Regions from separate parts of the Homo sapiens genome. Here region 1 is linked to region 2. A link is a loop called in an ENCODE intact Hi-C map of the cell type or tissue named here. Cell type or tissue: Calu3. All regions are shown on one strand. Each heading gives the region's core, and the rest is flanking DNA. Links, peaks and the distances in the headings are about the cores only. Region 1 holds the start of LOC124907910 (a long non-coding RNA gene). Region 2 overlaps MTX2 (metaxin 2).

Region 1 (4,407 bases), core at 190-4,189, 260 kb after region 2:
AATTGATCCACTTTTTGTCATATGGACACTATTTTGTTATGGTTATCCTACAATTCATGAGCCAATTTGCAGCACAAATCTCAGATGATATAAGTGAATTATTCACATTTCACAGTGGTAACATAGTAGTTTTTCATTTCCCATGTCAGTTAAAATATCTCCTATATTCTATGTTATGTATTTTTAAAAAACCTAGGAACATGCACATATTCTCTGTTTTGGAATATGTTTGAGAACTTGGCACCATGAACAATGTGTTTGCGAGAAAGAACTGAACCAAGTAAATTTCACATAACCTGGTATTCTCTATTCCAGGAGCTCAGAAATGTCATTCTGACTGATAGGAAGATCCTAATGTCAGTAGCCTCCTGATTTGGTTTAATCGGAGCCTCAGCTCATCAGTTAATTTCACTGTGTCTGATCTTTCATTCGTAAAATGAGAGATAACCTATCTGACAGCCAGATAAAGAGGAATAAAGTTTGCAAAGCACTTAAGACATCTACAGAATGAATTGAAGAGAAAAAGATAATAATCCACTCGGATTATTCTTTGATGACATGGCAGATTGGCCTGGTGACATAATTTATAGGCCTCTTTCTTTGTCCACAAAAGGACCTTAGGCTCTGTGAATATGTTTCCTTGGAACTCTACTAATTTTTGGCATGTATCAGGCCCTGACCATGACCTAGATTTTGAGCAGAAGATCAAATGAAGCCAGACTAGACCACTAAAATTCTCCTGCATCATTTTTTCCGCTTATACTAGAGCACATACATATTTAAAAGAGAAAAACATGAAAAAAGGCATCTCTAAATCAAAACTACATTTGAAAACTTTGTCCAGGAATCCTTGCAGATGGGCACCAAAAGTCAACAAGACAAGCTGTCTTTTTGTAAGACAGCTTATAAAATATCCATGGGAAAATGTGTACATTGTAATTCTACAAAAAGGGATCTTATAGAAAAGTCAGGCACATAAGTATGGATTTCCAAAGTATGAATGTCAGTAAGTAAAAGACTGCAAGAATTCTAGAAGTTTCTAATTCGGTTTCTGATTGTGGAATTTGCCTTTGCCTGGAACAAGAAGCCCAGCTGTTTTACGATAGGGTCTTTTGCCTCCTAGCAACACAACAGACAATGTGTGCCTTAAATAGCAAGGCTGTTTTCAAGGACTACATCTCTTGGTTGTCTGCAGTTTCAATAATATTTTCTGGAGTTATAATTCATGTTGCATAGCAGTTATTTCTTTTATTGTTTGTTTACTCAAAATTTTGACCTAGCAATAAATTCTTATGGATTTTATTTTTTGATGCATTAAGTTTAATTGGAGCACAGGACTTCCATTTTGGGGTTCTGGTATTCTTTAAAAACATCATTGGTCTTTAAACTGAAAGGTTTGATGGAATATTAAATTTGATGAATCATAGCAAGTGTCTGTGTTTGTTAGCTTTTATAGACCATATTATTCATTAATAAAGTCACACTACATTGCCTTGAGTGGGTTCTAAAAGGTTAATGACTTGATGCAGGCTGGTGTGCTTACTGTTTGAGGGTGGCTTGTGGCAAACTTAGTTCACTTTAAAATTGGAATACAAAATAAAGATTATAATTTTAATCTCAAAGTCCAGAAATTTATTGGTCTCCTTCCTCTTTTCCTCCTCCTTTCTCTTCTTCAACCATCACCAAAAATCTTGCTCATTCAGATGTATGTGGTTTGAAGCCACTGGCTAGTTAGCTTCAAGATAACTCTGGAGGGGCAGTAGCATCACCAGAGAAGTCATCCTCCCTCCTGGCTGCTCCTACAGTGACCCTCCAGCAAGCAGACGCTGACTCAACTATGAATCACCCATTTTGAAACAAGAGCTGTTATTTGAGAAGTATACTGTTAACTGTTTGATTTTTTTTCCTTGGAGGCTCTGTTTTGGAAGACAAAATATTTGCAACCTTCAAATAAGAATAACTTATATAGCACCAATTACAAGATCACCTGTGTAAAGGAATCCATTGCATATTTGTTGACTGACTGAAATCAAGACTCAAGGAGGCACGTTCTCCTGTTCTGTGGTTAGAAGCATTTGGAGTAATTATTACATTTGGATTGTTTACCCCAGAGATTTTCTGAGTCAAACTTTTATGTGTCAGAAACAGTATTAATTTAAGCCAGACTGGGATTGTGTGGTTGCTTAAAAAAATAGCTAAATTGTTCAATTCCTTAATATTAAGTAAAGGCTCTACAGATACTTAACGAAAATCCATGAAATCTATATCCTTCTCAGAGGAAACCTTCTCTTGACAAAGTCAAGTGTGAGGGTAAATTTATCTTAAAAAGAGACTCGTCCAGTGCCTTGATTCTGTTGGGAGTTGTTAGTAAAATAAATGACTCAAATTGGTTTTGTGTGAGAAACAAATCAAAGCATTACCGGGGCGTGCCGGGCTGACCTGCAGTAGCTTAACCATTTCCTGAGCAATGAGAAGCTGCTAGATTGGATGGGTGATAGTTCCCGTGCTAGTCATTGTGGAGAGAAAAATAAAAGTTCATAAAAAACAGGCCACCAAGGGTTATATGGCTGCAATTGTTTCCAGGCTGAAACAATTTCGTATCTGTTTGTTATTGTCAGTATCTTGTTATATTGTTCTTTCAGAATCAATAAAAGCTAAACTCCCTCCATGGTTTTACTACTAAACTTTCCTGGAAGGATGTGTAACACTGAAAGTCAAGAATGGCAAAATAGGCAAGTAAGCAGAATGAATGATGATGAGTAAAATGTAAACCCACTTTAGTTAACAACTTTTTTTCTGAAAGTTTTTCTACTAATATAAAACATATGGAAAGATTCTTGGTGTTTTTGTTTTCATTTTTGTATTAATGTGTGAGGTAATTTTTTTTCTTCAGAGGAAAGAAAAGAGCAAACACACATAGTAGCAATATTTTTATTTTTATTAAGAAAGGCTATTTTCAGAGGATTCTTTATTCTCAATTTTTCCACACTTCTCAGAGTCCCTTGCTGGCAGTCACTGTTGCGGGAGGTTGAATTTATCCTGTTTAATAGTAGTTGTTATATTGAATGAGAAGGCGGTTTTATTAAAACTAGTTTAACAAGCATAATCATTTGCATTTTTCCCCTGCTCTATGTTACTCATCCATATCTATTTACGGCTGAGCACAATAGTCACTCTTAAGTATTTAATGCTTCTTGATGATTGGAATTCCCAGAAATAACTCACCAGCATTGGAGTCCAAGGCTGGACACAGTTCTGCTGAAGTTGTGGTGTGCTGGTAAATATTTAACAGCCAGTTCCTGGGAGTCGGGATAGGGAGGGAAGCATTTGCCAGTGTTCAAGGTGTAAATACTCACATCATAGCAGATTTGAAACTACCAACCTTCTATTGCTGAGTAAGGCATTGGGAAGACAGGTACACATTGGCTCTTGCCAGCCAGTTGTGAGTTGGCTTGAGTATGTTACTGTAGACTCTCCACCAAGTTAAGTGATTATGATTCTATGATTATTTAACAGATTGGAAAAGGAGAACTCTGTTGGTTTTATTATTTTTTTTTACCTAAAAGTTATGAAAACAATTGTATCTAAATATTGTCCTTGGATATCAATATGTGCTGACCTTACCCAAGCACTGTGAGAAACTAGTTCTCGCACATTTCTTTTTCTAAAAATTCTTGGTTGTAACAGAATGTCTAGGTAAAAAATTTCTCTCCGTGGGGAAAAATAGAAGAGTAAATTATTATTTTTTCCCAGCTTTATTGAAGTATGATTGATAAATAAAAATTGTACTCATTTAGGGGATGTAATATGATGTTTTGATATATGTATACATTGTGAAATAATTACCACAATCAAGCTAATTAACACATACATAATCTTCCATCATTACCTTTTGTGTGTGTCTGTGTCTGTGTGTGTGTGTGATGAGAAAACTGGAAAATCTACTCTCAGCAAATTTCAAATATATAATATATTATTATTAACTATAGTCAACAAGCTATACATTAAGTTTCCAATACTTAACTCACCTTACAGCTGAAGGCTTGTACCCTTTGACCAATATCTTCCCAGTCCCTCCACCCCTCAGCCCCTGGTAGTGAACATTCTACTTTCTGCTACTAGAAGTTTGACTTTTTTTTTTTTTTTTTTAGATTCCACATATAAGTGAAATCATCTGGTATTTGTCTTTCTGTGCCTGGCTTATTTCACGTAGCATAATGTCCTCAAAGTTCATCCATGTTGTTGCAAATGGCAGGATTTCCTTCTTTTTTTCAGGTTGAGTAATAGTAGAATGGTAAATTGTAGTGGGTGATCCAGCTCTATAATTTTAAAAAGTTTATTTTTTAAGATATGGTCTCATTACTGAAATTAGAGTCTCTGTAGAATGGGGAAGCTTTGAAGGACCCA
Region 2 (4,407 bases), core at 154-4,153:
TTACTGGAGAGAACTTTGAGGTAGCAGAGATAGTATTTTGAGTTTTCCTCTAAAATGAGGAAGATGATGATCCTATAGAAAATAGTGGAATGAAGCAATTAATAGCTTATAAAATTTGGACTTTAGTCATCTACTTAAGAAAATTAAAGCTATATATATAGTATTGCTGGTTTACATAAACTAATACAGTAACATAAATGTGGATAATTTACATTTTATTCCTTAGGTATACATACATACTTTAAGTTTCATGTATTTACTGATGTCTAAATCATACTGATTTTTAAGTAGTGACATGACATTTTTGTTTGGAAAACAAATCCTTCACTTTAAATTGGTTCATTGTTTTCTATTAGAGTTTTGTAGTATGAAACTATTCAGTTTAGAAAAGAAATGCATACAAATTTCTGTTCAAATATGCATATGCTTTTTACTGGGCTTATTGTATGTATCTTGATTTACAGGCCTTTTTGCAAATGTGTAACTTGCCTATCAAAGTAGTTTGTAGGGCAAATGCAGAATATATGTCTCCATCTGGTAAGTGTGTTTTTTTTTCTTCTCTGTTAATATTATGGAGTGATAAAATTATAGTGATAGTCCAGTTTGTATCTACATGTTAAAATGCCTGATTTTTTTTGTTTACCCTTTGAAGAATCTTTCCATGGTTTTAGAAAGTAACAATTGCAAATTTGACAATCTTGGGGTTGGCATATCTATTCATTTCAACTGTGATCAGAGATGGTTACTGACGTGTGGAAATGGTTTTAATAGTAAGGGAATTGTTTTAAATAGTAAATGTTAAGGAAATACATGATCTCAGATTTCCCTAGTCTTAATGTACATAAGACTTTCCTGTTGAGAAAACAAATTTTAGTAATAATGAATCCATTTATTATTCCACACATCTTTCTTAATTATATTCTCCCATAATACAGCTGGAAGAAGAGAGATTGTAGAAAAATTAATTTGTCGTTAGATCTTGAAGTCATCACTGAATGTTTTTGGTTTCTAATTATTTTTTCTAATGCTTAATTTTAACAGGTTTTGAGATGCTTTAGCTTCCTATTTTTTAAAATCAGTATTATCTTTATGTCAGTAGATTAAATTACTGTTTTAAATAAATAATTCAAAATTTTTAATATAAAAATGTGCTACAAAGCTGATAAATAAATGTTATATATAATTATCATGGATGATTATTGTAATTATGGTTTTGTTGGAGCAATAATACGTAGAATTACTCCTTTTTGAATAAATTATTAAGTATAACTGATTGGTATAAGTGTGTAACATTGCTTTTTAGGGAGACATTTTTCATTTTGATATGATAATTTAGGAGTGACTTGTGTTAAATTTTTTTTTTCCACCTTAAGTTTTTAAGGGTGGTAGAAATTGTTAAAAGGTATGAAGACACCCCTTCTGTACATAATGTTCTTTTATATAAATACCTGGTTTTAGAGGTTTATGAATATACATTTAGAAAACATTTCCATAAAATAATTTCTAGGCTTGTAAATGTAAACATATTTTAGATTCTTGGAGGGCATTCATTGACTCATTTTTGTGTTGGTTTTATACGTAGATTTTAGGAACTACAGAGTTCTGGTGAAATAAGTTATGTTGTGTTTTGTCCATCCTTTTCCTCTATGTAGTCATACAAACAGTTTGTATATTTATGTAAAAAGGTTAGAAGGTTAGTAATCTAATGCTAAAGTTCAGATCTTTGGCAAGTGAGATATCAATATAGTTTATCTACCTGTTTCCTAAAATTACTATACTTAGTGTCATTTAGGTAGATACCTATTTTCTTTTTATTAGATTGCGCGAAAGACAAACATAAATATTCTAGAGACATACAAAAATATACATTCTTTCATAGGAGTCTCCTATAGGTAGATGAAAATGGCACTTTCTACTAAGATATTTAAACTTTATCATATCTCAGATTGGTATTCTCTTTCATTTAATGATTTGAGGTGATAGGGAAATGTTTTTTATTGTATTTGCTTCTTTGATCTTGCGGTAGATTTTTAAAGCAGAGAGCATGGACTAGTCAGAAGACCAGTTGACTTAAACTCTTATTTCCTAAAGAGTTAGGAAATCTTTAACTAATCCTTCTGTGACTTTGTCACATATTAACTATTTCCTTGAGAAATTTCACTTCTCTGAGCCTCAGTGACTTCATCTGTAATATAAGGTAGCCGGATTAGATGACATCCAAGGTCCTATTTCTTGCATTCTTTGAATCTGCCAACTTGTTTGGCAACATATTCTTGCTTTCTTTAGAATAAAAATTTTAAAAGTGATTATTCTGTCTAAGACGGTAAACAAAGCCCTCAGTTTTCTTATATGACCTTTGATTCGCACCAGAAAATAACTGTCTTACTGTGTTTTTGCCTGATACCTGCAATAATAAGGATATAACATTGGCTCCATTTTCATTAAGCAGGCTAGTGACAGAAAACATTATTCACTTCTAATTTGTTGTGTTTGTTTTTATATATCTCTTTATATTTAGAGATATATAAGATTAATACTCAGTTGACTATCCACACTTCTTTTTGCTTCAGAATTGACAACGCTCAATGTATTTTTAAGAAAAGAAAAAAAATACAAACCCTTTTTTCCAAGAACCTGAAACTGGTCATTAAAAACAAGGAATATGCTTTGCTCTAAAAATATTATACCCCCAAATACTGTTTGTCTAGGTACTAAATAGTTTTCATTCTCAGATCATTTGATCTCAGGGGACCTGTAATAATTCTGGTAGTATAGTAGTTACAAAGATTTTATCCCGAGTTAAGAAAACAATGTGGCCTAATGCTTAACCAGATAAAAAAATTTTTTTTTGCAAGATTTATAAAGCAGTAGAAGGAAGGAATGCAGAATTGGCAACAGGGAAATATCTTCTCAATACATCTATTGAGTTGTTGTGTTCCAAAAGGCCTGCCTTTTCTTTGTAATGCATGTTGTCCTATGGATGCAGTTGAAGCTTTTGTTAGGCCTCTGTACTTCATCCATTACCCCCAGGCTGACGGAGCCAGAGAGGAGTGAATCTATTGAAAAGGAACAGGAAGAAGCCTGCTGTTAGTGTGAACTCTATTTGAACTAGGTGTGACAGCAGGTTTCATTCTTTAGCATTTGGAGTAGACCCTTCTTGCTATTTGGAGATTATTTTGTTCTCTCATCTCTAATAATTCCAAGTATTAGTATTTGTTAAAGTGAAATATTTCTTTTTTAATGTGACATTTATCTATAGAAGCTAGTTTTTATAAACATACTATTATTTTTTCCCACATGTTGGGAACATACTCTGTATTACAACTCACCAACTAGCATGCCTTCAAAGATTGTTAATTCTTTTAATTCTTGCTATTTTGAGTTAAAGAGATTTATTGATATACAATTACTTGCTTAAAATGTTGATCTCAATGGGTATCAAAGACTTAAAAGATGTAAAAAGGTTTTTTAAATGTAGTTTACAATATAGATTGATTCACTGTACTCTGAAAAGAAAGCTTACATTTCTTTGAAATATATCAGTGGTCATGTACCAGTGTCCTGGCTTGGTTCATGTAATTTGGATAATTAGTGTTTGCTGCTATATGGTGATATGTTTGTGTTGGCTCTGAAAAGAGAATGTTATGTGATCTGTTATTATATCTAAGTGAGAACTCTAGAAATGAATTTACCTGTTCTTTTTTTCTAAAGTTGGTTAGTAATCAGTTTAAAAACTTACAGAATTTAATATACACATCTGACAAAAATTTTCAAAAGTTACAGTTTTATGAAATCCCTATTTATAAATACCTGAGTTTTGTGTTAATTTTTTTTAATTATCACAAACTTTAACATACTGGAAGTATTTTTATAAATACTTTTTTTTTCTCTCAACAGGTAAAGTACCTTTTATTCATGTGGGAAATCAAGTAGTATCAGAACTTGGTCCAATAGTCCAATTTGTTAAAGCCAAGGTAATAAAAAGATATTAAATGTATTTGATCAGTTACCAAGTCATTCATCATTCTTTAATGTGTCTTAACATTTACATTGATTTCAACCTAGTTTTATAAAATGCCAATGCAAACTACTGGAAAATATTTCTGAAGTGTAAGTTAGTATTTTTTCATGATATAATGGCAAAAGAGGTAGCTTTTTTTCCTCTATTAATGTCAAATTTATTAAAGGTATGTAATTTTAATATCTAGTCTAAAGAGATGGTTTGATCTTTACAAAATGGTAGATAATTTTCTAACTTATGCTTACTACAACTGTGGTCATAAATGAAAAACTATTAGGTTTTGAAGTGTCTGGCTGACCTTTGAAAAGGGAGATACAGGATTTGTTTGAAGTTGAATGTATTTATCCATTTGAATGATTCTGCTTTTCATTTATTCAGTTTAGATT

What was found. A loop is a pair of places that touch in the nucleus more often than their neighbours do. Peaks named below come from ENCODE experiments on the same cell type or tissue, not always from the same donor. Only the 100,000 strongest peaks of a DNase experiment are listed, where the experiment ranks them.
Region 1: it touches region 2 in a loop (1.8-fold over the local background); 1 of 110 quality-filtered maps calls a loop at or near these places.

The regions. Positions count from the first base shown.
Region 1 is chr2:176,581,289-176,585,695 of GRCh38, forward strand. It overlaps LOC124907910 (a long non-coding RNA gene), which reads left to right and starts at 4,261. Exons shown (of 2, transcript XR_007087314.1): 1 at 4,261-4,407. In Calu3, for the core only: no CTCF peak of the experiment used is centred there; DNase peaks (open chromatin) are centred at 1,793, 2,433 and 3,293.
Region 2 is chr2:176,322,928-176,327,334 of GRCh38, forward strand. MTX2 (metaxin 2) reads left to right here. Exons shown (of 10, transcript NM_006554.5): 4 at 465-537; 5 at 3,898-3,974. Among named protein-coding and RNA genes, the nearest start is that of MTX2, 56 kb to the left of the region's middle. In Calu3, for the core only: no CTCF peak of the experiment used is centred there; no DNase peak of the experiment used is centred there.